7 separate regions of the Mus musculus genome follow, and all the other regions are linked to region 7. A link is a loop called in an ENCODE intact Hi-C map of the cell type or tissue named here. Cell type or tissue: heart. All regions are shown on one strand.

What was found. Hi-C counts contacts between places; a loop is a spot of excess contacts. Peaks named below come from ENCODE experiments on the same cell type or tissue, not always from the same donor. Only the 100,000 strongest peaks of a DNase experiment are listed, where the experiment ranks them.
Region 1: a loop joins it to region 7, with 2.5 times the contacts of the local background. A loop is called at or near these places in 9 of 42 quality-filtered maps.
Region 2: it touches region 7 in a loop (5-fold over the local background); 18 of 42 quality-filtered maps call a loop at or near these places.
Region 3: a loop joins it to region 7, with 2.7 times the contacts of the local background. A loop is called at or near these places in 10 of 42 quality-filtered maps.
Region 4: it touches region 7 in a loop (2.9-fold over the local background); 8 of 42 quality-filtered maps call a loop at or near these places.
Region 5: a loop joins it to region 7, with 3 times the contacts of the local background. A loop is called at or near these places in 23 of 42 quality-filtered maps.
Region 6: it touches region 7 in a loop (3-fold over the local background); 9 of 42 quality-filtered maps call a loop at or near these places.

The regions. Positions count from the first base shown.
Region 1 is chr15:53,235,955-53,239,954 of GRCm38, forward strand. All of the region lies in intron 1 of Ext1 (exostosin glycosyltransferase 1), which reads right to left. Among named protein-coding and RNA genes, the nearest start is that of Ext1, 110 kb to the right of the region's middle. In heart, a CTCF peak has its summit at 1,795; no DNase peak of the experiment used is centred here.
Region 2 is chr15:53,686,689-53,690,688 of GRCm38, forward strand. All of the region lies in intron 3 of Samd12 (sterile alpha motif domain containing 12), which reads right to left. Among named protein-coding and RNA genes, the nearest start is that of Mir28c, 74 kb to the left of the region's middle. In heart, a CTCF peak has its summit at 2,179; no DNase peak of the experiment used is centred here.
Region 3 is chr15:53,262,274-53,266,273 of GRCm38, forward strand. All of the region lies in intron 1 of Ext1 (exostosin glycosyltransferase 1), which reads right to left. Among named protein-coding and RNA genes, the nearest start is that of Ext1, 82 kb to the right of the region's middle. In heart, no CTCF peak of the experiment used is centred here; DNase peaks (open chromatin) are centred at 84 and 2,268; H3K27ac peaks cover 1,336 bases.
Region 4 is chr15:53,222,063-53,226,062 of GRCm38, forward strand. The region is part of intron 1 of Ext1 (exostosin glycosyltransferase 1); the gene reads right to left. Among named protein-coding and RNA genes, the nearest start is that of Ext1, 120 kb to the right of the region's middle. In heart, a CTCF peak has its summit at 2,260; DNase peaks (open chromatin) are centred at 1,709 and 2,309; H3K4me3 peaks cover 242 bases; H3K27ac peaks cover 941 bases.
Region 5 is chr15:53,126,388-53,130,387 of GRCm38, forward strand. The region is part of intron 1 of Ext1 (exostosin glycosyltransferase 1); the gene reads right to left. Among named protein-coding and RNA genes, the nearest start is that of Gm41323, 190 kb to the left of the region's middle. In heart, a CTCF peak has its summit at 2,368 (motif pointing right); a DNase peak (open chromatin) is centred at 2,364.
Region 6 is chr15:53,256,957-53,260,956 of GRCm38, forward strand. All of the region lies in intron 1 of Ext1 (exostosin glycosyltransferase 1), which reads right to left. Among named protein-coding and RNA genes, the nearest start is that of Ext1, 87 kb to the right of the region's middle. In heart, no CTCF peak of the experiment used is centred here; DNase peaks (open chromatin) are centred at 1,545 and 2,435; H3K27ac peaks cover 445 bases.
Region 7 is chr15:53,341,366-53,345,365 of GRCm38, forward strand. It overlaps Ext1 (exostosin glycosyltransferase 1), which reads right to left. Exons shown (of 11, transcript NM_010162.2): 1 at 3,037-4,000. The coding sequence starts at 3,998. Among named protein-coding and RNA genes, the nearest start is that of Ext1, 2.8 kb to the right of the region's middle. In heart, a CTCF peak has its summit at 2,022; DNase peaks (open chromatin) are centred at 2,026 and 3,056; H3K4me3 peaks cover 3,651 bases; H3K27ac peaks cover 2,862 bases.

The DNA.
Region 1 (4,000 bases), 110 kb before region 7:
CCAACCTGAAGCACAAAACTCAATCACTCAGAGAAATCAAGGGCAAAAGGCACAGCGGTGATCAGCATACAACTGCATATGCTTTCTATGGAGAGAAGAAATGGCCATATTAGTGCTAGATACCATGGCCTATACGTATATATCTGTTCCTCTGTCCTTGTGGGATATGCAGTATAGCCCGAGAAACCTGGATGTCTACTCATTGGCAGAGTTAAGTAACAATATTATTTAAGGCTGAGTCAACATGTCAGACAGAGAACTTTCAGCATTGCAGTGAACCAGAGGCTCCTCAGGGGTAGGGGATATGGTTCCCACTGCCAAAGGCCTGCATGTCTGGCTGGAGTGCTTTAGGAAAATGAACGACAGAGTTAAAATGGCAGTATTTTAATGGCAGTTTCCGCAATCTCTAGCCTCAGCCCTGCACCCTGCTGGTGGCAGCCTGGCCACCGCTGCTTCTTTCTAGAATATGAAGGAAGGAAAGATATGAATCTCGAACGGAGATGCTGTTGAAAGTGAGAGCACTGACAAAGTGCTCCTTCTACCTCTGCTAACACATCCTCTAAACGCAGACCCAAGCTCTGGGCTTCGGGATGGCGGACCACGCAAGGCTACCTTTTAGGAATTTAGACCTCATTCGCACTATTTACATTTCAATATTCAATATCAACCCAAGGCTAATGGTTGCCCTGTACCTTTAGAATATTCCACCATTAGAGATACTTCTGGAGAATGTCGCTCTCCATGTGCAACAAAACCGTAGGTTTCAATGCAAGCTTTGAATTGAAGATTTTGTTTGCTTGTTTGTTTGTCTTCATTGAAAGAACTCTAGATTGGGCTTCTGCAGTTCTACATTTCACGAGAGGAGACTGAACCAAAGCCAGCCTCGTCCACAGAGGAACAAGCTGTTTCAGACAAGCTACATCTACGGCGCTAGGAAGACTGATTCACTAGAGAAAATGCTCCTTTTACAGTATCTCGTACATCTGGCAGAGACCACAGTACTTCTAACCCAGTAGACAGATGAAATCAGATGCAACCAGCATGGTTTTTTTTTTTCCTACCGGCATAATAAGAACACCAAGCCTATGGTCTGAATCCTGAATCTAAACATTACAGAGCATCAGCTGTTTGGACATATTCTTTCAATTAAGTGAATCTTGCACAGCACTTTTAAAGGGGAGTGGGAAGGGATCGAGTCAGAAAATGCAGAGCAGGCAACAAGGAGGACGGGCCCATAGGAAGTAAGGCCCACGGGAGTGTCCACCCAAACCATCTCCTTTGCCCTCCTCCTTCTACCACTTAAATATCCCCTCCCACTCCTGCGATCTTACAAATAAATGGAGCTAGCATTCTGACCCATCAGCACAGTAATGGTTTTCCACACCCCAGCACTTTTTGACATCAGCCTCCGACCCACTCTAGCTTGGCTCCTCCACGGGGGGGCCAATCAATATTTGTTTTCAGTGCTGACCGTGTGTTCAGGCATCTTTGTTTTGGAGCCAGATCTTCTTTAGAAAAACCAGCATGGTAGAAGAAGTCTCTAATCCAATCCATGTTTCCTGCTGACAGGCAACTTGCCTGTAATTCATCAATGATATCCCCTTGAGCTATGGATTTTTCTGGACTGGTGACCTGCTGGGTATGTTCCTGGTTCTCAATATGCATGGTGTGGGTGGGGAAGCTCGTTCCAAGTGAAAGATGTGGCTGGCTGGGGAAGTTACAGTGCTCTCTCTAACAAAAAAAGCATTGTCTGGTGGGGAAGTCTCCAGAAAAAAGCTTAGCTTGTTGTCCTGCTGCTTTCCTCTCCCCACACTAGAGGGCTGAGAATGTTTGAGCTCTGACTGCCCCGTCCCAGTGCGGCACAAGAACCATATTGTGTTTGGTTTTTTTAATCTCTTGTTTTCCTTATTGCCTAAAGGACCCACCTCTAAGAAAAATGCCTTAAAATTCTGGCTTAGAGCTAAGATCCAGTTTCACAACACTTTCTCAAAGGGACTTACATGTTTGACCCAGTTATCCCTTGTATGCATTCCTCACAGAACCATGCCAGAGACATTATAGATGGTCTTATAGAAACCTCAGCTTACCTTCTCATCTACTTTACTACAAGCATCCTTATTGTCCACTGCCATCTTCTAAGTTAATGATGTCTGGTACACAGGATGCACTGTCTGCAGAATCAACAAGTGAATGTCTGGACTGGGTTGCTGGGAAGAACTGTGCCAGACTGGTTGCAGATATGAACATTCTCTAATGTCTATCTAGAAATTTGTCATTCCTCAGCAATGGGAATCCTCAGGCAGCTGCCCCTGACCTGGATTGATTAATTAACTAATTAATTAATTACTTGCATGGCTCATAGTCCAATTGCTCAAGAGTCCTGTGTACCTACTAGCCACCCTGTTGGACAACGCAAATACGCAGCTAACTCCCATCATCCAAAGCTTCAAGAGCCCGCAGAAAACAACAGAATATATTCAATGGAAATCTTCAGAAATGAGCATCTCCAAGAGTTTTGTTGCGTGCTATTCTGAATTAGTCCAGCATATTCACACTGTATGTGCTGTATCAATCACTCAGGACTGTATCAATTGTTCAGATAGCCTAGTGCTTGTCTGCATGGAACCCTTATATATATTACCATGAAGATCACAGGTCTGTGTCACTCCATTTCCTCAAACAGGCATTGTATAAACTCTTGGCACCACAAGAAGTAGGACAGGAACTATACTACACAGATTTTAAACCAGAGCACTGTGACACTCCCTTTACTCCTAGTATGGGTAGCAGAGGGGGGCAGATATCTGTAAGCTCAAAGCCAGCATGTTCTACATAATAAATTTCAGGACAGCCAGGTGACGGGCTGTCTTTAAAACAAAACAAAACCTATTTTGTGATGGGAAAGAAGTGGTCACAGTCACACCGTTATTTTTATTTATTTATTTATTTATTTATTTCATTTTGTATTTTTTGTTTTGTTTTGTTTTGTTTTGTATTCAAGATGGGATTCCTCTGTGTAGTCCTGGATGTCCTGGAACTCATTCTAAAACTCAGGTTGACCTCAAACTCAAGAGCTCTGCCTGCCTCTGCCTCCTCGAGTGCTGGGATTAAAGGCGTGCGCCACCACCCTGGCATAAGAATTTCTATTACTATAACTTCAGATGAGCTGAACCCCACCCATGCTCTTCAGCCAGGGCCCTGAACGGCACAAAGCAAAGGTATCTGCAATCTTAATACTTAATGTTCTCCCCTCTCTTAAATCCATCATTGTAATAAACAGCTGTTCGTGCTGGCAAAGCATATAGTAATTTGTGAGGCAGCCCAGTAACTGGGAAAACAAATCTTCATATTGGAACATCTGAGACATTTTGTAAAACTACATTATTCCTACAGTTCTTCAAGTAAATTGGAAAAGGGAAGAGAAGAACCACAAGCAAATGGGAAACAGTCGGTTTTTTGAAATGGCTTATTGTAATGCAACTGAATATTCCTCTTTCACTGACCCTCTACCCACCCTGAGCCAAGCAACTAATGTTTTTGTTTTGTTTTGTTGAAGAAAAGGCTAAATTTTTCCATGAGTGCTCTTTTCTGAGACCCAGCCTGCTGAACACTGATTTTATTCTCATGATCTTACCCAGCTCTGAAGATGGAGAATCAGATGCCAAGATGTCCACGATCCAGATCACCGTGGTTCAGCCCCAACTGCAGTGAAAGTCAGTAGTTATGGGAAAGGGAAGTCCCCTTCTGCTTTCTCTCCCTACACTAAAGGGCTGATAAAGTTGAAGCCCTGACTGCCACTTCCCAGCACGGCACAATGACCATATTGTGCTTGCTTTTTATCTCCTGTTTTATTGAGAGTGAACATCTCACTCTATTTAGCTTTGCTAGCTTAGAACTCCCTTTCCTCAAATACATAGAGATCCACCTGCTGAGATTAGAAGTGTGCACCACCAGGCTCACCCTGCATGTTTGTTTTTTATAAATCTCCATTGTACACTAA
Region 2 (4,000 bases), 350 kb after region 7:
CAGCAGAGCTTTATTAAAATGTCTTCCCTATAAACGTTCTGAGATTTTGTTTTTTTGAGTTTTTCTGTTATGTAGAAACAGATAACCATCAGAATGTGTTACCAAGAGAGAGGTTCATGTGGCATTGACTTTAGAAGACAGATGTGACAAAGGGTTTTAGGTAGAAAGTATGAGAGACAGCTTTCAGTGAAATAAGTGTGGGAGATGTCACCTGGAAGTGAGGATGCTGGAAGAGAGATTTATATGATGCACTGTGGAAATTTGAGAAGCATGTCCTTGGCCCTGTGAAAATATAACATAGTGCTGTGTATAGTCCTGGAGCCAGGGAGGTGGATAGAGTGAAGGCCCAGAGCTCACTGACCTGCCAGGATAGTCAAATGAGTGACACAGCATCCTATTTTCCATCCCAGGCCTGGTAGCGCCTAGCCCAATTTCATACACAGATAATAGGTACTCAGCACATAAACAGAGTAGGCACAGAATGAGCGATAGATTTTTGAGAGCATCATTAGACCAGTAAGAACAAGAGAATATATGTAATATGGCTTACTATCGTTTTTCCTGTTACTTCAAATTTGAAAGAATAATAAAAACTCTTTATAGAACATAATTGAGCAATTTGGTGCAGGGTCAAGAGGTGGGGGGTAATCTGCTGAAATCTCGGATGTTTGCAGTGAATCAGAGTTTTTAATGGATAAAAAGTTATTAAACAATGGCTGTCAGGCTTGACTGTCTGCCAAATGATGAATCATTGGCATAGCTGTATTTCCCAACTTGGAAATTTTGCAACTCATTAATAAACTGCAACTCTTACTAGGTGTTTGGTTAAAGCACACTTAAATAAAGAGTTTGCAAACATTTATTCTCTACAGACATCTTCCTACTGTATTCTGAGTCGGAATACAAGACCATTTTCCCTCTAAGATTGCAGTTTCCAAGGAAGGGCACTTTATTTTCAAGAATTGTAAAGAGAAAAATTACTATTAATTCATTGTTTCAACTCTGTCCAGTAGAAAATTATTATGTGTGAAGTAAAAGGAGAGGTTGAGAACAGTTACCTGCCAAACATGGGTTTGGGCTGGTAACTTAGTTGGCAAAATGCATGCCAAACACAGACAAAGCCCTTGGTTCTATTTGAAACACTACATCCATGTATGGTCCCAACATTGAGTAGCTGGAGGCAGGAAGATCAGAAGGTCAAGGACATTCCTGACTACATGGAATACATGGAACTCTTGTCTTAAGAAAATCATCATCATCATCAACAACAACAAATCTACAACATCTTAGTGACGTTTCAGTATTCACCTACCATTTTTAAGAAAGAAAGGAGTGGGGAATACCTTTATAGCTTTTCAGCATCAGTCTGAGAAATAGTCTACTTCATACCTAATCCATCTCAATTTAGCACACTTAGTATCTGACCTTTACTCTTACTCTGGAAGTCTTTGAATAGAATTCAACCAGCCCTTTCATTTTGAAATGTTAGGCTCAATATATATTCTATTACTAAAAGTAGCTTTATATTAAAGGGTGGGGTTCATGGTATAGATGAGGAAGACCACTGGAGACCCCTTAAATGGGGAGGTAATCCCTTCATATTTTCCATAAGCCTGCACTGCTAAGGTTAGGTTCTATCACCACAGAATGTCCCAGTGAATACTACGTACCTAAGGCCTAGCTAGCAGAGTGTTCTAGAGTTTGCAGGGACACTGACCAGGTCGATCACACTTCTGGAACAGAGAAGGACAGCAAGCTGATCAATTTAGAGTCCAGTGTGACTAAGGAGAAATTTCTTTTTAAAAGAATATTACTAGCGTCTCTCATCCCATCTCACGTAGCTGCACGAGTGGCGCTGTTCAGAGATGGTAGTTTTAAAAGGTGGGAACAGGAGCCTGATCGTAGGTCATTGTCATGTACCCTCAAGGTGACTGTGGAACCTCCGCCTTTGCCCAGCTTTGCTCTCTAGGTAAGTGATGCGTGGATGCTCTGTCCAGTGTTCCCCATCCTTTGGTCTACCCACAGAAGATCAAAGCAATGGGTCTGCCTACTTCTGTACTGAATCTTCAAAATGTGGGTCTAAACAAACCTTTTCTCTGCATATGTTAATTATCACTCTATAGAAAGCTATTGCAAAGCCAACTCTACCGTTAGTTGGTGTAACTGCTCCCCCTGGAGGAACTCAAGAGAACTGCAAACTACTCACCATCTAGTGTCCTGCCCACAAAGACTGAGGAGAAGTCTTTAGGACAAAGCAGGTAAATAATCCTTCGCAAATATTTCTTCCAAGGATAATTTCTCAAACAGATTGAGAACCACCACACAGCTCTGTATTTCAGATCTTTTATGTTTTAGTTTGTACCCTCCCAGAACAAGACAGATATAAAGATGCACACGGCCACCATGGCCATGCTTCCTTTTGCATTCGGATAATTTGAGGATAAACTACTTTAAAGGATAAAGATAACAAGATAATCCTTGAGTGTACATGTACATTATTAGGGATAATCAGTTACTTTATGTTATAAAAATAACAGAAAGGCAAAACCACTTTTTGACAAAAGGTTGTACTTAACTGGAAAAAAAAATTGACTAAAGGAGAATGTGTAGCTTCTGCTCTTTGTTCAAGATGAGCATACCAGGAAGGTGACTCTTGATGAGGTTTTGGTAGCATTACATTTCCTTCTAGCCTACGGCTTTTAGTAACCCATTCTAGGATAAACAGTCTCCATTCCTAAGTATGTTTTAAGGATGAGCTGTCCAATCTGCCCACACATGTGGAACAGCCAAGTCTCCTGGACACATTCCATGTGCAGAAGTGGCAGCTCTGACTCAAACTGTCTGCCTGTCCCGTGTGAGAGCGAAGAGAGGAAGAGAGGCCTTCCATGGCAGTTATGGTTCAATGTCATTCGTTCAGTGTGCCCCTTCCCTTCTCTCTGGATGGCTATTTTTTTTTCTTAGACATTCCCCACATCTCAGCAAAGCACAGACATCAGTGGACGGAGTTGTAAAAGGAAAAGGAGAAATCAGATTTTCTTTCTAGCAAATCAGGGAACCTGGGTTCACTAATTTAACAGCTCTACTGAAGTGGAAACAAAGACACAGTTACTCATCTTAACCAGTGCGATGACATTGAAAAGTGGGACGTAAAGAAAAACAGAAAACATTATAAGAATAGATTAGCATCCTGATTACTAACTACAGTAATTGTTACTATTAATTAAGCTAATAGATTAGGGAAAGAACTTTGACCAGACAATGCTTCCATCCCTACCGCCTCCCCCTCAACCCCTCCAAGTCAGGGAACATCACTCAAATTCTGGTACAGAATAATTAGTGACATTGCCCTTCTATTCAGTTGCCTCTAACAGGCCCTTGGGAGTCAGCTGGATTCAAAGAAACCTTTAAACGTGAACAGAATCAAATAGCCGAGACTGGGCTTCATCTAAAATAACATAGAGCTTGTTGAGCTAAATGGTACAGCTGCCAAAATTCCAGATTGTAGAGATTGTCCTAAGTGAAAATCAAACCATTTTCTGGCATACAGATTCATTTATTGAGGCTTGGCTAACCTGGCCAAGTGCTACTGAGGACAACCAACATATGATAGAATCAGAGGAGAACCTCTCAGCCAACAGGACCTTGCTTGACTTCTCCAGGCTTGCTTGCCCTCGCTGTAGCATCCATCTCAAATACGTACCATCGCCTCAAATACATACCATCTACATGCATTCGCAGAATCATCACTGAAGACTATTTGATTATGTAAAACTCCAATTTTATTTTAATGAGTTACCTACTGTGTTTGTATTTTGATTTTTTTCAGAACATTTGCATATTTAAAGAAGTGTTTAGAAATGTGGCCCATGATGTTTTTTGGGGGAAAAACTATGGATTAAGGAAAAAATGGAGCTCTGCAGAATGGGGTTAGTGAAGGAAACTACATTATGAGAGTCCTCCTAGTAACCACCCAGCTTCAGAACAGAGCTCCATTCTCGAA
Region 3 (4,000 bases), 79 kb before region 7:
GACTGCATCGAATCCCTTCTGTGGGTGATGACCGACGGGAGGATTAGAGAAGGTGTCTGGGTTTCCCTGTATTATCCTGGAGTCTCTGCTATCAGGCTCCGTCCCAGTCACTCTAGAACACATATCCTTGAGCACTACAAACATACTCAGGAAGATGAATCCTATTTGCTTGTTATCATCTGGACACACACATCCTTTTTCCTTTTATTCAAACTTAAACGACTTCCTTCTGCTGTAGAGAGGTGCCCTTTTATTACAGCCTTCTGGGATTTGGGAAGCAAGTGTGAGTTCCCCAGAACAGTACTCTACACGTCACTCTTCATCCTCCAACTCTCAAATCCTAATATTTTTGCTGTTTATCTCAATCCACGCCATCCTCTTAGTCATTTAGTTGCCCTGATCAACCTACTATAATATACATATGGATGAAGGGATAAAGGGAAGGAGGGAGGGAAGGAGGGAGGGAGGGAAAATATAAAGAACGGTCTACCTGAAATCAAACAGAAACGTGGCTGAAATCCATGCTTTTCAAGCAAGTCTCAAGACTCATAAAATCTCTGACAAGCCAACCACCAATGAAACTGTAATCATAGGCTTTATATTCTGTACAATTATGTTGCCTATGAGCAATAACCTATTGGGTGTCTATGAAGTTGATATATATATGAGAATGTATCAGAGAGAAAACAAGAAAAAATAGTGTTGGGAAAAGAGAGAGAAAAAATAATACGTGTTTAAAAGATGCATCTTCCTTTCCCTGAGGCCTCACTATGAACTACCAAAGTTTGACCAAAATGGCTATAATGACTGTCTGTTATTTTCTTAATTTTTTTTTAAATATTTATTTATATGTAAGTACACTGTAGCTGTCTTCAGACACTCCAGAAAAGGGAGTCAGATCTTGTTACGGATGGTTGTGAGCCACCATGTGGTTTCTGGGATTTGAACTCGGGACCTTCGGAAGAGCAGCCTGGAAGAGCAGTCAGGTGCTCTTACCAACTGAGCCATCTCACCAGCCCTGTTATTTTCATAATTCCATTAATTTATTATTTTATGGAATGCAACCAGGCAGGTTAAAAAGTCCTGTATTTTTTTCCCATGGTCAAACATTTACAGAATGAGGCTTTCCATTGAAGCACCCCACCCCCACTGATTTGGCACAGTGCATTACGATTAGTATACACACAATATCAAGTGTGTATACTCCAAAAAGTAAATGGTTTATCTTCCACTCAAACCAACAAATAGTTTGGCACAACCTTTCAGCACCCTATTTTAAAACAGATATATTTCTCAAAAAACAAAACAAAACAAACAAAACAACAAAAACAATCATACAAAAAGGATTATAGTACAATTTTTAAGGAAAGGTTTTTTAAATTTGATCCATATTTTCTATTAATGAACAAAATAGAGTTTTTTCATCCAAGCATATGTTAATGTGATGGTTTTATCAAAAGCCAAGGGAAAGGCAGGAAAGGGGGTAGGAGGGCTAGAGGACTTAGGTCTAGAGTTTTAATCCACATTCTAGCTAGTCCTCTGTTGCATTCTTTAAACGCTGGCGAAACCAACTTGAGACAAAAGGGCTTATTTATCTCACACTCCCAAGTCCATCATTGAGGACAGGACCTCACTGAGGAACCTGGAGGGAGGAGGTGAAGCAGAGGGCATGGAGGACTGCTACTCCCTGGCTTGCTCTCCCTGGTTTACTCAGTGGATTTCTTACACTACCCATGCAACCTGTCCAGGAATGGCCCTGACTACTATGGGCTGTAGGCACCCACTTTAATCAGCCTACTCTTCACCTGAGCTTCCCTCTACCCAGGTGACTCTAGTTTGTGTGGAGATGACAAAACTAACCAACACAATACCTATGTTATATGACATGTCATCTCAAGGCAAGGTCACATTATTTCCTAGATGTTAACTGACTATGATATAAAGTTCATGAGTAAGAGAGTTACGTTGCTTGAGATAAATGAGGGTAAAGTTTACTTTCCCAATAACTACTGAAAAAGGAAGTTTGCTCTGAGTAGGGAAAAGGAGACTTATTAAACTATTTTCCAGAACTTCAAGTAGCATTACTGGTACACAGACAATGAACTAATTATAAATAACCCAGTAATCCTTACGAAGCATAACAGTCCTGAGTACTGGCAATTAAATACAGTGTCACCAGACTCAGAACAATGGGAGGACAACAGGGACACCCTCCCTGGCGTTGCTCAGAAGAAACCTTAGTCGGCCAATGGCAACTTCGAAGTAGGAACATCCCTGAGCCGAGTGGAGGACATTTAGAAGACTCCCAGGCGACAGAGGAGCTATGGGAATCAGAAGCAAGTCCTCTGCCTTCCAAAGGGAATGATGATCACATCCAGATGCAGAGCCATGTGACAGATTAACCTTCCTGTGTCAACTCCATCACCAATGTTGGGAAGTTAGCCCAGTGGGTAGTGCATGCCACTCACGGATGAGGAACTGAAATCCATCCATCCTCAGAACCCATGTAAAATAGCCAGATGCGGTAGCACAGCAGGATACACTTATTATCCCAGTACAGGGAGAGTAGAGGCAGGTGGTTCCCTGAGACTGGCTGGTCAGCCACCCTGGCCTAATCAGCAAGTTCCAGGCAAAGCTACTGTTTCAAAAACAATGTTGACGTCTGGCTCCACAGGTACACGCCCACAGGAGCATGTATGCCTGAAGATATGCACACATGAACACAATCACCAAAGATTAATACAGAAGCTGGGCATGATGGGACACCTCAGCCTCATCACTCCAAAGCTGCGCCATCAAGATGATAACGTTGAAGCCGGTCTGAGCCACAGAGTTAGACCCTGCTTTAAATAATGCTAACAATAAACAATAAAAAACTTCTAAAAATAAAAAGCTACTGCTGAGGAGGGGAGGAAGGAGCCTACATAGGAATGACATGAAGAAGTGGCTATAGTACCGAGGAATACATGGCTCTAGCAGTTCCTGAACCACAGTGTCGGGGCCAGGACCAGTGAGGTAAAGGATGGGACTGTGAAGCTCATACAAAGCACTTCTTCCTTTCTTCCCACTGATCATTCATTCTCACGGTCCAGGGCCATGATGCATTAGAAGCAGTGACTCCGGGGCTGGGAACATAGAGATGCTGGACATCAGACCTGCCTCAGGCTGACAAGTAGTCTACAGTGTGTTCTGTTGTCACTTACTGCCCCCTTCCTTGAACCCTTTTCATCCCCTTGCTGACTTCTGGACAGACACAGACGGCTGGCAGTCGGAAGAGATCATATACACTCGTGTAATTGCCCAGGAGAGAATGTATTATTTTGTTAATAAGATAAGAGGGAGCTCTTATGCTTCAGAGTTAAGACAAAACAGAGGAGGAAAGAGTGGGAAAATAAGCCAGAAGCTATTCTTAGTAACTGCCAAGACATCTCAGAGCTTTGCTGCTAGGCTTCTTAGTACGACTGTCCTCTCAAGAACTATTAGAAACAACAGAGGGGGGGAAATGCCAGGAGTGCCCAGATAGGACTGCACTCAGGAGGCGGGACAGATTGTTTAAGTGCATGCCTAACTAGCATGCATAAGACAAAGAAAGAGAAAGATGGGAATGGAATCAAAGAAAGGAGGGGATGGGAGAGGAGTTGAGAGCCTGAGAATAGACCATAACTCTTTCCAGGACACATGTCAGGTCAGACGTGTCAAAGAATGTTGAACAGTTGGTTCTTTCCTTCCACTGAAGGTTGTGGGTATGGAACCCAGCTTTTGCCTCCATGAGCCTTCAGCTCCATCTCTCCACCCCAGAGTTATTAACTTACCACAAAGACTCTGCTGATCAGTGCTATCAAGAACTAGTCCAGGACACTGCATCCAGGGCAAGGGGCTTGAGACACACTTGCCTGAGTAACAACAGCTCAGGAGACTAGAGGGTTGAGGCAGAAGGGAGAACAAACAGGGCTAGAGGAAGCTTGAAAGGAGGCCTGGCCATTGGAGGAGACATCAGGAG
Region 4 (4,000 bases), 120 kb before region 7:
CCTCCCCCAGCCATAAATCTCCCCTTTGGAATCTTAATTTCAAATGCTGAGATACATTAAGGAGTCCAATGTTTGTATTTAACTATGCAAAAGTACTTCTTATCTGAAAGTTTCTCTCTAAGTTACAACTCTGGAAAGGATAAAGAAGGAAGGAAGGAAAAGAAGAAAGGAAAGGGAGAGGAAACACCGTGGAGTTGGTGAGATGGCTCAGCAGGTAAAGGCCATGGACAGCAAGGCCAACAAACTACATTTGATCTCCGGTCCCACTAGGTAGACAGAAAGAACTCCCCAACACTGTTCTCTGACCATCAGAAAACTGACTTCACGGTACAAAAAAGTGTGTCCACATACAAACATTAACTAAGTAAATGCAAGTCTTACATTCAATACGAGAAAGTGAGACAGGGGAGTGGGACAGGAAGAAGGTTCTGTTTCTCTCTGGGGATGTGGTGGGACAGCAAGGGAAGCTCCGAAGTGTTTATCTACAGATGAGTCTTAGCTACATGAGTCACACTCTTAGTGCTGACCTCCTGAGACATATTTCTACTGACTGTCTCCAGAAAATAGAGACACTGGGAAGGCTAGGTCTGGTTTGTGGCCAACCAACCAGTTCCATGACTAATCCACACATTACAGTAAGTATGAGAGGGGAAACTGCACTTCTGATAGACCGCTTTTAGGTTTGATAATTCCCTGCAATCTTGCCATAGAGATAGGGCAAGATATAATAAGACCCAAGGAGACAAAATATCAGAGCAGAGAAGCTTCCGAGGTTTGCCACTTGGACAAGTAGAAGGGATTCTAAGTGACAGGCCCAGCTTTTGGTCCCTGACCGTAAGACATTGCTTTATTAGGTTAAAATGCAAAAAGATCACATGATCTCTACAAACAGGCTGATAGACTCCAAAAGGAAAGAGGGTGATGGAAAGTGTAGGGAGGGGGGACCAAGGAAGCTGGTTAGTGGAAGCAAATAAAACAAGCAGTTCTTTAAAATGCAAAACAGAGTCTGTACCTCCATGTCTCCCTTGTACCTGGGCTCTAAAGTAACCTTAGAGAAGAAAGATCCTGTGGATCTGGGATGGAGAGTTGGCTCAGCACTTAGGGGCACTTGTTGAGAAAGACCAGGGTTTGATTCCAGGCACCTACACGGAGGCTCACCACTTCCTCGTGCACCAAGCTAGAAAGCGGTGCACACATGCAGTCAAAACACTCATACACATAAAATAATAAAAATAAATCTAAGAAATTAAAAAAACAAACAAACGAACAAAAACAAACAAGAAGAATGAAGAAAAGAGGAGGGTCATAAGGATCATGTGCAGAGAGTTCCTGTTGACCTCTTGGTCTACATCTGCCTACATCCAGCCTATTTGGAACAACTCTACCCCCATCTCCTCACATGGCCGATTCATCCTGATTTTCTGTCTCCGTTCAAAAGCTACCACCTCGGAGACCTTCTTGAATTGTCAGAGCTTAAAACCACTGCCTCTCTGACTAACCCAGGTATTTTTGAATCACTGTACCCTGTCTGTGTCATCGGTAACGTTGCAAATTTCTAATGATAAGGTTACAGTATACAATTATGCATTTAACTTTCAATTGAAAATAATTGGTATTTGCAAGCTCCAGGAGTGCCGAGATCAGGATGTCTTTTTGGCAAGCTTCCACTGCTTGCTTCCACACAGCTTGCTTCCTGGCAGGAGGTGGTGACCCAGGAGGGATCCACCCCGTCCATATTCCCTGACCCTGGACAGGAGCTTCTCTTTGACGGTTACCACCAAGCAAAACTTGAGAAACAGCCACACAGCAGTGCTGAACAGCCTCCAGATTTTAAGTCACACTAAGCTAGCTAATGAGCAGCTGTTTCTCTTCGGGAGAGACCTTGAGAGAGGAGAATCCCATCCCTAAGCGTACACAATTAATGCCACTGTTTGAAAAAGTAAGTCCTTACAAACTGTGTGTATGCCTTTTCTGTTTCTCTTCCAAACTCAATATATGGAAAGCCTGCCCAGAAAGTTTGCTGAAGAACTAGTCTCTTTCCACTTTCCCATCATCTGTGTTCTAATCCAAAGGTCTGAACTTTATCCCACCCACTCTTTCACTAGGGAAGGTTGAGAATATGCCCCACCCCCACCCAGATTGCCCATTCCTTCCCCCCTCCCCCCTCAGTGACTCGTAAAGTGGAAACTTCACTCTGGTTCTCCAACACTGTTTTCATTCACAGCAGCTGGAAGACAGAGGTCACTGTCCTCTCTCCTGTAAACAAAAAGGCCAAGCTGCAGTCCTCAGGCACCCGGGGAAACACACATCCCTGCTGGGAGGGCAGCCCCATGCAGGGACTGCACAGCAGGGTGGTGTTTGCTGTGGGCCAGGAAGCGGTCCTCTGCTGTCTGTGGCTATGCTGTCATTCATGGAAAAGCCAGATCCATCAGTAGCTTCCTTTTCAAGGGACCATTTGCAGGTTTATTGACTGCCCAAATATGGTGTCTTCTATCCAGAGGCTGGGTGAGCCTACGCCTCAAGAGTGAAGCCATGAGGATGTGAACAGACTTAAAGAGTATTATGTCCGTAGGAAAATGTCTGCAGACATCATAATGTTCCTAAATGGGTTTTTGTTTTTAAACTGCTGCCGTTGTTTGTTTGTTTGTTTTTAAAAGTTATCAGGTTTGACTTTACTAATAAGGAAACTACAGTATTCAAAGGAGAGGAGGTTGTAACTAATCTTTGTGCTGTCTATGGAGGACGAACGGCTAAGCAAATTATAATGCATGAATAAGGCCATTCCAAGAATAGATAAAACACTTGGCAGAAACTATTTTGGGTCCCCTGTAGTACTTTGGAGCTACCCATTAATTTATAAACAGTTGATCTACTAATTACAAAACCTTTTTATCTATTCATTTCACTGGGTCCCTAAGGAGCAAGGCAAGCAACGCTGATAGTTCCTCCTGGTTGGCACTGACCGGCTCTCTGCACTTACAGAAACTGTAAACAGATCCTTTTAAAGGAAGAACTTTATAGTCTCTGTAATTTTTAAGATTTAAATGGCATGCAGAGCAACAGGTTTGCATATGGCATTTTCATACATACTCAGACTCGGTTGATTCTTTGTCCTCCCATCGGCATGGCCCTGCCCCTGCCCCACTATCATCCTCAACCCTCAGCAATGGCCCTTGTATTGCTCACATGGCTTCCCTTATAGCCTCTGTTTTTCCCCATCTCCTGGGCCCCTTTCTAGCTTGATGACCACTACCCGCTGCCACCCCCAGCCCCCATCATCCAACATATCCAACAACTAGACGGTAGAATTCACACGTTTTGTTTTTATCACCAAGGTAATCAATTACCATAAACAGAGCAACTGGAAAGACCACCCACTGACTGTTGGCTCACAGACACAATTTGGCTGACTCTACCACCCAGGATTGCACAAGGTATAGTTAAAATTGTGTTGTCCTTTGGAGCTATGGGTCTCGGTCTAGGAATGGTGTGGCAGAATTCCTTAGGTCTCTGTTTGCATATTGCCCTCAGTTAAAAGCTAGTCTCTGCTATCAGAGGACACCTGACTTTCTTGTCCACTCTCTCCCTTTTTAAAAGCAAGGAGATGCTCCAGCCCATGTCAATCCTTATCTGCAGGACATATGTAGTACCTTCTGAAGGCTCCAGATCATCAGAATAGGATAGGTCTCGTCACAATAATCTAATAGATAATTCCTATCTCTAAGGTCTTAATTTTATCTACAAAATCATCCTTTCGGAGTAGCCCTTATACGTTTATTCAACAAGACAACTGGAGAGTATGAGTCTAGTAGAGTATGGAAGTCTTGGGGACCATGTTAAAATTCCATCTACCAGGCTGGAAAGATGGCTAAGCAAAATAAGGCACAAGCTGCCAAACCTGAATCGTTAGCCACATGATGAAAGAAAGGGACCTGGCCCCTGGAAGTTGTCCTCTGATTTCTAGGAGAGGAAGAGCTCTCTCTTCCCTTCCCTCCCCCCC
Region 5 (4,000 bases), 210 kb before region 7:
GTCATGCAGAAATAAGTAGAAATAATCTCTTTCAAAGCATCATTCACACAAAAGATTATGGTGCTCATGGGTAATACAAATAAAGTACCATGAAATCTTAAAACATAGAACTCATACGTGCTGATTTCCAGGTACATTCATATTCTGACCCCCTTTCCCTCCTTCTCCCCCAATATGGTCATCTGTGTAAACTATTCCGAGCAAGCAACCATTAAACATGGCAGGTATGTTCATTTAGTTCACCCACTCTTGTGAAATCCTCCCAGGGATCACATAGGCCCCAAGCCCCAGACATCAGGATTACTCCCCTACTCCCCTGGGAGTCTTCTTACTAGAGACTATGTGTTAATGATGAGGAAGATTAAGTCAGTGGCTACTTATTCACAAAACAAATTTAACGGAAATAATAGAAGGGTTGAGAAGGCTACTCATAGTAGCACACGCCTGTAATCACAGTACCAAAGCTGGGAAAGATGATCACAAATTCAAGGCCAGATGGGTTACAGAGCTAGCTCTGACCTCAAACAGGGACAACGCAACAAAATAAAACAAGAAAAAACAAACCTCAGAATTATTTATCAGATTAAGATTTCAAACATCATTCTTACTTATCCAGATGTAGAAATCTGAAGGATATGATACTGGAGAGATTAATTCCAAATGGATGATAGATGAATCTCTATAGAATAATAGAAATTAAAGACAAAAAAAATACCCAACTGAATTCAGGACAAGAGTTTATGTGCACATATTACTTCTGGGCTATTTCAACCCTAGCATAAGCAAACTCAGGAAGGGAAACATCTCCCAACGAAGGGTGCTCAGTGACTTTACTCTTGTGGGACACTACTGTACATTTCTTTCCTATTGAGCTGTCTTGATTTTATTGAGTATGTATTGTAACATATTTCCGACCACACAGCAGTGACTCAGTAGTGTCCTTTGTAAACACGAGATGTGTATATACACAGCAGAGATGAATTTTTAACAGGGGCTCTAACTTGGGCCACCGATTAGATAGAGTACAGCACTGCTCACTGATACATTTGGTTCACTCCAGATAGGCCCCGATAACATTTTCACATTAGCAGAATTCCTATCAAAATTGAGATCTTAGACTTCTTATGACAAATGAGAAGTTCCAGGAACTCTGGGCTGCACTTTCTCAGAGAGAATTGGCAAGTGCTGAGCTATCTTTGCTTCCTTTGTGATGTCCCTTACCTGTCCCCAGGAGCCAGGTGCTATTGTGATACTGTATCACTGTGCTATTGTGATAGTATACTATCACAATAGATACCCTTGTGATATATATCACAATAGTTACTACTGAATCACAATAGTAACTACTGTGATAGTAATGCCTTGTATCCAGGTGAAGTGGCTAGACGTCAGAAAGGACTCATAGGAGACGGGATGTTGGGAAGAGATGCCTCCTCCAACAACAACCAAGTACTTGTTTTGGTAGGAAAACATTTCATGTGGTCTGTAAAATTAGCCATACTAGAGACAAACACATTGGGTTTCTTTCCCAAGGGCTTCTTTCCCTCCCTCTACCCACTCAAACTCCTTTCCTGCCCTGAATATAAGACCATGGGCATCTATAGCCCAGTCTGCAGTGGAGAACCATCTGTGAATGTCACAGAGCGGCCTGCTGCCACTCAACGGGCAGCCCATGCTGGGCTACTCCAAGTCTAATCCATAATTTACACGAGATACTCCGGCATGGAGGCTACGACATAAAACATTTATTGACAAAGGAAACAGCCTGCCACTTTAATATAGTTATATTTATTTATGCAAAGCAACACATTCTATCTATTTATTGAGCCTTATAGGAAATTTAAGTCCTTATTTGGGGGCTGTGAAAAGAAAGCCAGAAAATTCCATGAGATGTCTGAAATTGTTATCTTAAAACTTACGGTTCACAAAGGAAGTCCCCTCACACCTCGAAAGCGGGGGTGGGGGGGGCGTGGGGGGGTGGGGCATGAGAGTGCCACATCTCTCTGTCTGTCATCTGTCTCACACAGAAGGTATTTGCTACATGCTGTAACCTTGGTCCACATAATACATACAGAGAACAACAAAACAGTGAATGATGGCATTTCACTCTGCATTTTATCCCTTGTGTCCTAGTGTGAACCTTGGTAATGCTTACTGAATGAACTCAGTCTGCTGCTGTGATTATGAAAATGTGTGTTCCAAAAGCAAACTCTTGATTCATGGTCATTCTGGACATCAGCAGGACCACCAATTTGGTTCCAACGCCTTGTATAGCGTTGGCCACTCTTAAAGATGATGCAGCCAGCATTTGCTACTACACAGGGCTTCCCAATCCACTGTGAATGTAGGCACCAGATGCAGCCAGCAGATGGGGCACGTCCATATGGCAAGTGTCCTCATTGAACTGGTCTGGTGAGAAAGGCTGTAAGACCCTGCTTCCTCCTCCGAACCATCAAAAAAGATACCAAGTAGGAATGCAGAGAGACACCCCTTCTCTAAAAGGGGTGTCTGGTAATTTTGTTGGCTTCCTTTTCGTTCCTGTTAGAAGGTTGAGAAAAATAGGGGGCAGGAATAAATGTAGCTAGGATGATCATGATCCACCAGTCAGAAAGGAGAAAGGTATCACTCCTACTACTTGGAATGGCTACATCTCATTTAGTCAACTTACACATCCTCTGAGCCTACATGTACGGAGGCTATTCGCTCTGAGCCCACTAACCCCTGGAAATAGCTGCTGGATATCCCACAGGTCCCAAAAGGAAACAGAATATGTCCTGCAGAACATCCCATCTACAGGGACTGTACACACTGACAATGTGCAAATGGAAGGTACAACTACACATTGGGATGAGAGCAAAAGAGCCACCCATGTGACTAGAGATGCTGGGGGGTAGTATCCTAATGAGGACAGATACCAGGGAAGCCCTCTCTGCAGAAGACAAGGTCTAAGGACTGCGGGAGAACACAGCTCCAGGGGCAAGGGAAGAGCAATCCAAAAAGTGGAACGCAGGAATGCTGGGTGGCAAGTTGCAGCATTCTCCACACATGCAAGAACAATGGAAACAAAGTCAGTCTCTGTGGGGGTGGGGGGTGGAGGTACTGGTGGAGAAAGGAATGTAAGTGGTAGGGCCAAACACAACTGTCTGGGAGGGAGGGCAGTGAGTGTCTCTGATTCCCATCCATTAACACACAACCTTGGGGCAACATAGGCAAATCAATGAAACACACACACACACACACACACACACACACACACACACACACACACGGCTAATAAGTGCTTAATTCTGCAGTTGCTTTTTACTTTTTTCTTGTATATGGAAACTTCTTTTACTTTGCAAAGTAAGCATAAAAGCAAGCACCATTATATCAATTTCCTTTTTTTTTGCAGGTGAGGAAACAAAACTGCAGAGAAAGCTTCAGTGGTTTGCCCTGGATGCAAGAAGATCCTACCTGGTACAGTCCAGAAGGGCACCTCTCAGTAGTGTGTTTACAAAGTCATTCTCATAACATCCAGATGTGCTTTATGAAGGGAGTTAAAGTCTAGGCTTTGGGGGAGGGGTGAATATAGCTCTAGTGGCAGTGAGGATCAATATGTTCTAAAAAGACAATCTATGACTTGGCACTGAGTGTAAGAATAAACAGGCCAATACATGATCTTCCTGCCAGATGCCATCTTCCTTAGGAGTTTTGGTTCTACACATGGACACCAGAAAGACAGTCAATCAAGACGATGGACTTTCTAGGGAAATTTCAAACAGACACAGCCCCTGTTGGGACTCTCCCCTGCTCCATAGCCTAGCTCCTTCCCCCTGCCACCTCTGCACACCTTGATCAAGATAGGCTGAGGAGGCGAGAAGTAGCTCTGCTGTGGTCTTGTAGGAAGCCAGAGAGTTCAGAGGTGTTACACACAGGCACCCAGGAACCCTGAGCTTGGTCAGAGCCAACCACTGCCGCCTTTCCCAGCTGCTTCACATCGCTCAGAAGATAAAGTTATTCT
Region 6 (4,000 bases), 84 kb before region 7:
AGTAATAAGCCAAAGGGGACAGACACCATCCAGATGCACAATGGGGACAAGGCCTTGCAGATCTATAAAAGCAGAGTTGGTTTCAAAGAACAAAAGGGACTTCAGTGTGGTGGGAAGATGGGAGGGGAAGCAAGGGCTGAAGGACTAGCCCCACTGAGGTCACCTTCTGCTCTGAGCCTTGCCAACCAGAAGGCTCAACTCTCTCAGGAGCTACGCCAAGCTGCCGCAGAGTGAACAAGACGCAAAAAAATCATCTCAGGAAAAAATAACCTATAGCACGTGCAAACTCATCTCAAACTCACCTCTGCTTACTGCTTGCATACAACAAGCCAAAGGTAGCCAGGCGTGGTGGCGCACGCCTTTAATCCCAGCACTCAGGAGGCAGAGGCAGGCGGATTTCTGAGTTCGAGGCCAGCCTAGTCTACAAAGTGAGTTCCAGGACAGCCAGGGCTATACAGAGAAACCCTGTCTCAAAAAAACAAACAAACAAACACAAAAAAAAAAAAAAAAACAAAAAAAACAAAAAAAAACAACAAGCCAAAGGTTCCCACCATCACAGAATAGTGAGTTAGAGACTAGACAGGCAGCAGCAGGCCTCTCGATCATGGTGGGGCTCAGTCTCTTCCTCGTGCTGGTTCAAAGGAACAGGATCACCGTGCAGAAACCATAAAGATGAATTCCGGGGACACACGGCATACTGGTCAACTTCCTAGTACACTTTAACAATGTTTGTGGCTCGTAGCATTCTGTGCCCTCGAGTACTGGTAAGTGCATTTACAGAGATAAGGTAATCGTCAGAGGGAACAAAGTCAAGATTTTAGTGTAAATGGATCCAAATCTGGTCAGCGGAAGACGGTTTTTAAGCCTCCAAGACATTCCTCCTAAGTAAAACTACCTCATTCGCCTCACACTGTTTCCTCTCTTTTGTAGGCTAATTAAAAAGCTTGTCTCAGCTGGCCTGGTTTAATAATAGAATACTAGTTCATATTTAAACAACAGAGTTCAGTTGTGAGAGGTTTTGCCTCTTGTAAAACCTTGGGCTTTACTTGAAACACACACACAAACTATATGATGCATTTAGAAGAGAAAAAGTAACAAAACTGAATCGGCTCCTTAGGAAAGTCACCTTTAGGGCCAAAGACACAGGATTCCCCTCCCTTCCTCTGGCTGACTTACACTCTTGCGACTGATTTATAAAGCAAGCAAAAAAAAAAAAAAAAAATTAAAATAGGCCCACAGCCTAATGAACAAAACAGGTATCAGATAAAAAAAACCCTCCTAATTGGAAGATTACATTTTTAGCTATAACCTCAAAATGGATTTTGCAAAATTATCAAAGCAACTCAAATCTGCAGAATCTTAATTTAAAGCAATGTAATTCTAGACGGCAAGGAACCTAATTGCTGGCTAAGCAACTGTTTCCAACTGTAATTGGCTGCGCACAACCCTGCACACAATCGTGCACACACATGCTTAAGCCACCTGACGTGGAAGGCATCTGGACTGGGCCCAGCGCTGCCAAAAGAATCTCTGGAAAAAAAAATGCAACAAAAGGAATGAGCTCTCTCGCACAGGCTCCTCCACGCATTGGCTCAGAGCTGCCTCACTTTCCAGAATCGCTCCCTGAAATGTCAAGACGGAAATTAGTGCCGTTCGTTGCATAATGCTTTTCCCCCTTCCAAGCAATTTCAATACTTGTGAGAACTACTCAACAACCTATCACAGAAAGTTGTAACTAAAACACACACACACACACACACACACACACACACACACACACACACACAGAGGAATACCAAGAAAGGCAAACTCACAAGTATGTTTGAGGTTGAATTATGTCCCTCTCCTAGCCATAATCCTCATTATCTCTTGACTGTGATTTTGTATGGAAATAAGAGCATTGTTATATAAGAGTACTTATGTTAAAAGGTTATGATAGAGCAGAATGGGCCCTGAAACACATATGACTCACGTCCTTACAAGAGGAGAAAGTCTGGGTTTGGATGAGCCTGTAAGTGAAGGGGGGGGGGGGGGGGAGGAGAGAGAGGAAACTTGAATGCATTACTGACTTGAAGATGAAGACAGGACAAAGGTTCTGTAAACCAAGGAAGGTCAAAGGAGCAGAGAAAAGGAAAAGGCATCTGTCAGCTGGATGAAGGAAGCAGCCTGCAGATACCCAGGTCTTAGACCTCTAGGCTCTATAACATAAGGCTGGTGTGGCCTAAGCTACTGATTTTCATGGACTTTTGCCATGGCCGTCCTAGTAAACTAACAAAGTGGACAGGCATAGCCATAGATGTTTTTACTATAAAACTCTCTATGCCACTCTCCTAGCTGTAAGCACGTGTGTGTGTGTGTGTGTGTGTGTGTGTGTGTGTGTCCCTGGTTGGTTAATTTGTCATGGTTATGGGTAGATGTGGTTAATCACAGGACTGAGGAAATTCTGACTCAGAATCCCAAGAGACTGGAGCTACAGCTTTTGTCATGCAGCCCTGAGTTCACTCCAGCTCTGGGAAACTCCAAATCCCAAAGAGAACACAATCTTGTTTTCTCTCTCTTCCTTTCAATACAGATGCAGGTTTAATTTAATAAGACTGTCCCACTTCCCAAGTGCAATTAAAAATGGCCTTCATTCCTCCTCCGAATGAGTAAGCTTTACAATGCTGCAATCTATGGTTCAATAAAAAAAAAGCAACTATCGCACCCATCACTGCAAAGCTGTAAAACCATGACCAACGTGCTTCTGGAGACTTTGGAAGCAGAGGAGGAAAAAATAAAAATGAAAACAAACACGTAAACAAACAAAAAAACCTTAAAGATCCAAACACAAAAATATCAAAATAATAATATATTATGAAGGCTTTAGAAATCCAGCCCTTCGTTTCTGAAACCGTTAGTTTCCTACGTTTGATTTCCACCCTTGGTCCTTTTCATGTGGTAAGCAGGACAATGGGACAGGAAAGGAAAGAGGTGGTAGAAAGACAGAATGGCGTCTTCCGTAGAGGGAGACTGAAGTCACGAGCATTTATCTCTAGACAGTGCTGGGAACCACTGTGCACAGGATGCCTGTGTATAGAAAACAGAATGTGAGGCAGAGACATGCTTACGAGAAGAATAATCGTTAAAGTGCAGAAGCCAGCATTACACTGTTAGAAGCCACCACACAATCAATAATGGGTACAAACTGTAGAACAGGGAGAGTCGTGTCCTGTGATCCTGCATCTCTCATCGTCTGCACTGGGAAAAGGAATGCTTAAGGCTCCTCAGAATGACCTTCAACCATGCCTTCAAGGCTGTAGGGTGGCGGACTATTTCCTTCCCTATCATTATGTCCCATTCTAACAAGTTAAGAGGAAAAGACATCTTTTCTGGGTGCCAGACACTATTTTAAGTACTTGATGTACTGTTAAACATGTGTCTGCATCCTGCTTTTATAGTTGGATTAAGGCAAAGGTTAAACGAGTCTTCCCAAAGTTAACAATGGAAAGTGGCAGAGATGAGGTACTCACGTCCGGCCCACAGAAGCACCAACAGCACAGCCTTGAAGCCAGCAGTGGCTAATAACCAAAAGCAGTAAATTCAACACACGGGAAATGGTTCTTTTATGTTCTCATGTTGCAGACCTCTGACTACCCCATTGTTGAAAAGACACCCAAAAATGTCAGGCAGCCCTCGTTTCAAAGGCTCCTCCAGTGTCTCTGAAGCAAGTTGCCAGGTCTTTTAAAAAAGGGAGTGAATATAAATTCTGTATTCGGGGCTTCAGTAGGACTCCTTCTAAAAAGTCTACCCAAAGACGGTTTTAATAGAATTTCATGCAGAAATTACTAGCTGAGATAACAGGCCCATCTCCGCTTCTGCAGTCACCGGAAAGGTAAGTAAGTGGTTAACCTCACAGTATTTGAGATTTTCATGTTTTCAGCCTTGCTGGAATTGGAAAGAACACCTCATGGTCCCTTCTTTACGTATCACCGATTTCAACTTTTATGCCACATTCCACTCC
Region 7 (4,000 bases):
CAGCAGTGACTCAGTTCGGCTGGTGCCAACTACACCGGTTATAATGAGTAACTGAAAGCCAGATGTGGTGGCTCAAACCTTTAATCCCAGTACTCCGGAGGCCGAGATAGGTGGATCCCTGAGTTGAAGGCCAGCCTGTTCTACAGAGCTCCTTCCAGGACAGTGAGAAATGAAATAAAGTGAAAAAATTAAAATGAAAAAGATATGTAACTAGTAAAAATTATGTGCACTATGAAAAAAAATGATATTTAATGTAATTGAGAAGCTGGATCAAAGTTTGCAGGAACTTTTTCTCTAGAGCAAAAGTAATTCCCATTCATGCCACCCAGCTGTTCTGCACCGGTGACATTCATGTGCTTTTCACAAAATCACCAGTGGGACACTTCCCTTGAGACCTACAACATTACACACCATCACGATATCTTGGAGTTGAAGTATCTGCTTATGTTCTTCTAGTAGCCTAACTTGACCAAGGGGCTATAAATTTCCAATCTAATTATCAGATCCGGTGTCCCCAGCAAACCCATACCAGGTTGCTTGCCGAGGCAAATTAAGTTGAAACCTTTTCATAGGTACTTGCTAATGCAGAAGAGAAGTAGATGAAAATTGATCTCGTCTTTACAAGCCATTACCAAATGAATGCCTAGAACACCTCGGAAACTGCTTAAACCCTGGGTAAAAATCAACTCAGAGATGACTCCAGGAAGGACCACTTCCACAGATCTGACTTCAGCATCTCATCTCCAAGGGTCTGGTGTGGTTAGCCTCAGTGTGGCTGAGGAATTCTGCATTGCCCTTTACTTCCGAGTGCAGCATCGGTGTAGCCTGGTGTATAGTCACGGCTTCCAGATTCCTGCATTCTTATTTCCACCCTGTGTATTCCAAAGTCAAAAGCAAACAAACACCCAGCAATATTTGTGAGTAAACAATTCTGACAATCCAAGATGGGTAAGGAGTTAAATCTCTAGGAGTTCCAGTCTGCACTACTAACACATCCTAGTAAACAAAATCAGAGCTAGCGGGATTGTAAAAGGAAACAGAAAGCCCTGAAAAACCCTGCTCAGGAGAATAGTAAACTTGTTTTCTTTCTGGATGCCACAGTCCCAAACAGAGACGATCCTGAGGCCCCGTCCCAGGTGGTCTTTAAACTTAAATCAAGAAGAGGTGGAGGGTGTCAGATTTCTTGGCCCAAGGACCGAAAGGTGAAAAATTAATTACATTCAATTAGCAAAACAAAGTTGCTCCGAAGCCAATCAACCACACCTTTCTCCATCTCCGCTCTCTAGAAAACAAAAGTTTTCCATAGAAAATGTAAAGAATTGGCATCTGGGGTGGGGGTGGGGGGGTCGAACACACAAGGAACATCCGCTCTTTCCGAATGAAGAACGTCATGATCTTTCTATAAAGCTTGGAGAGATTGCTTTAGAAGCCATCAAAAGATCAGCCTCTTCACGCCAGCCAAAGAAATTCCTAGAAGGCACAAGCACCCCCAGAATCTATCAAAGTATATTGTCCTTTCAACAAAGCAGTTTCTTTCTGACCACAGTTAAAGAGTATTTTTACTCTGTCACAACAACACTCAACATTCACGCAGAACTTCCGTGTGTAAGAGGAAAGGAACGATGGATTCACAATTGATCCTGGCCTCAGGCTTTTCCCAGGATTGAAACGGAAAACGTCCAAGGGGCTCAGAAGCAGAAGCCCCAGGCTTGATATTTCCTCTCCCTTCTATGATCAAGTCGGGGAGGACTTTACTATCCCATCCAATCACTCCCACCAAGACCAGAGAGTCTGAGGGAATCCATGGACAATAAATAATCACACCTTTCATTTCAGGGCCCGGTTACCCCCACCCCCACCCCTTCCTGATCCAACCCCATCTGGAAGCCTTTTCCCCTATTCTGCATTTCATGAATCAATTGCACAATCTGCCAACCTCTGCCAGTTCCTCTTGTACTCAGCTGAGAGGTTTCTCCTTCCTTCCCTGGGTAGCTAGCACAAGGCTGCTCTGGTTTTTAACTGGCGTAAAGTGGAAATGCACCATAGGCGCTCACTCTTTCCCAGCCGGACACAAGTGAGTCTGGGGCACTGACCTCAGCTATCAGGAAGCTGACCGATGGACCCACAGGCCAGCCTCGGTTTCAAGCAGATTTGTGGATTCTAACTTTGACCTGAAATCCTGTGTGTCAGCGACTGTGAAAGACGAGGAAAAGGAAGACTGAAAGGGGCTACAAAGTAACCAACTCAGTTACTTAGCAACTAAACAAAACTCTCCCCTCCACAGAGGCTAAGGAGGCATCTCAAGCCCATTCAAAGAGTAACAGTCCACATTTATATGCAAATAGATAAAGACAAAGAAGAAAGGGAAATCTAAATTAGTAAGGGTAGTTCACTGCAGTGGGCCTGAGGCCCAGATTTTAAAGTTTCCCCAAGAAAGAGAGGGCTTATAGGAATGAATGAATGAATGAATGACCCTAACCAGCTTACACTCTACCCTTCATAAACATCAGTGCTGTAGAGGAAGTAAGAGGCAGTCACAAGTTGGGAAGGTAAAAATGAAAATATTCTAGGAATCAAGAATCTAAAGCTTAGGGGGGAAGGTGCAAATTTAAGCCTAGCCAACTGCACAGAGAACAGGTACCCATGTTCTTGAGAGAAACAGACAAAGCCCAGGGGTCAGAGTCTGTGGACTTGCGTAGAACATGTGTCTCTCTGAGTCGTCACAAATACCCTTTAGTACCCTTTCCAAAACTTGGATCCGAGCCCCCATAATGCGCCAAAGACACATGGGTCCTGAATGGTTTTCAAAGTATCAGGAAGATTCCCTTCTTCACCAACTTGACTGGAGAGAGTACTCTTGTCGAGTTTGCCTGAGAAGCCCAAGCTCACCCCACACACTTGAACCCAGCCGCTGGATCCCAAGGAAGCAACAGAACTGAGGGCTTCTGTCTCCACCCCGCATCCCCCACCCTCCCACCTGGACTCAGGTATCCAGGGCCCAGGGCCGAGCCTCGAAGGGAGGCAGCCCTTACTCACTTCTCATACTCGGTGTTGTCTCTGTCACAGCGAGAATCCTTGTGCTTTTGCCAGTCTTTGCCATGCTTGCAGGTGGTGAGGAGCAAGACGTCCTCCCCGTTATGGACGTGATATAAGGCATTCCTGGTGTCTGACCCTATCCCTGTCAGGTACCGCTTCCCCTTGAATACCAGCATGTACTTCCTGAGAGGAGGGATGGTGTTAAATTTCAAAAACCCCCTCTCCCCTCCTGTCCTGGGATGATCCTTAGAAAAGAGGGGAATAGAAACATCAAAGTTTGGTCGGAAGTTTTCAGTACTGATGCTGGCTTTGGCCAGCATCGCCTGGCCGATGTCAAACCCCACGTCCTCAGTGTAGTCAGGCCAAGTGCCAGAATATAAATTAAAAATTAAATGATTCCTACCATTGTTCCACAAGTGGAGACTCTGCACTTTGGATCTCAAATTGTGCACATACTGAGGTGATAACTGGTCTCTGTCTAAAGTATCCAGACTCAAGACAAAGAGGCACGCCTGGCTGGGGTCCGAGGTGTAGAACCTGGAGCCCTCGATGGCCGCTAGAATGTTTTGGTAACTTTCGGCGATTTTCTCCCCTTTCTGCTGCGGGTACACGTAGACTTTGAAGCCGTTTTTCTTGCAAAGGGTGAAATCGAAGCAGGACTCCATGCGGCACTTCTTGCCTTTGTAGATGCTCGAGTTGGCGTCTCGCTTCTGCCGGGGGGAAATGTGCACGCTGGAATCCTCGTTTTCCAATTGATCCCAAGGAAAGAAAGGGCGCAGAGCGTCCGGGAAGCGGGGCCAGAAATGATCCGGACTGGGCTGGTGCAAGCCATTCCGACCACTGTGCTCTTCTCTCCGGCTGTGGCTCCTCGATGCCCTAAACTGCACGCCTCCAAAATAAAACAAAAGGGCGAGACAAGAGCCAGCTGAGAGCAGGATGAAATAGCGTTTTTTGGCCTGCATGT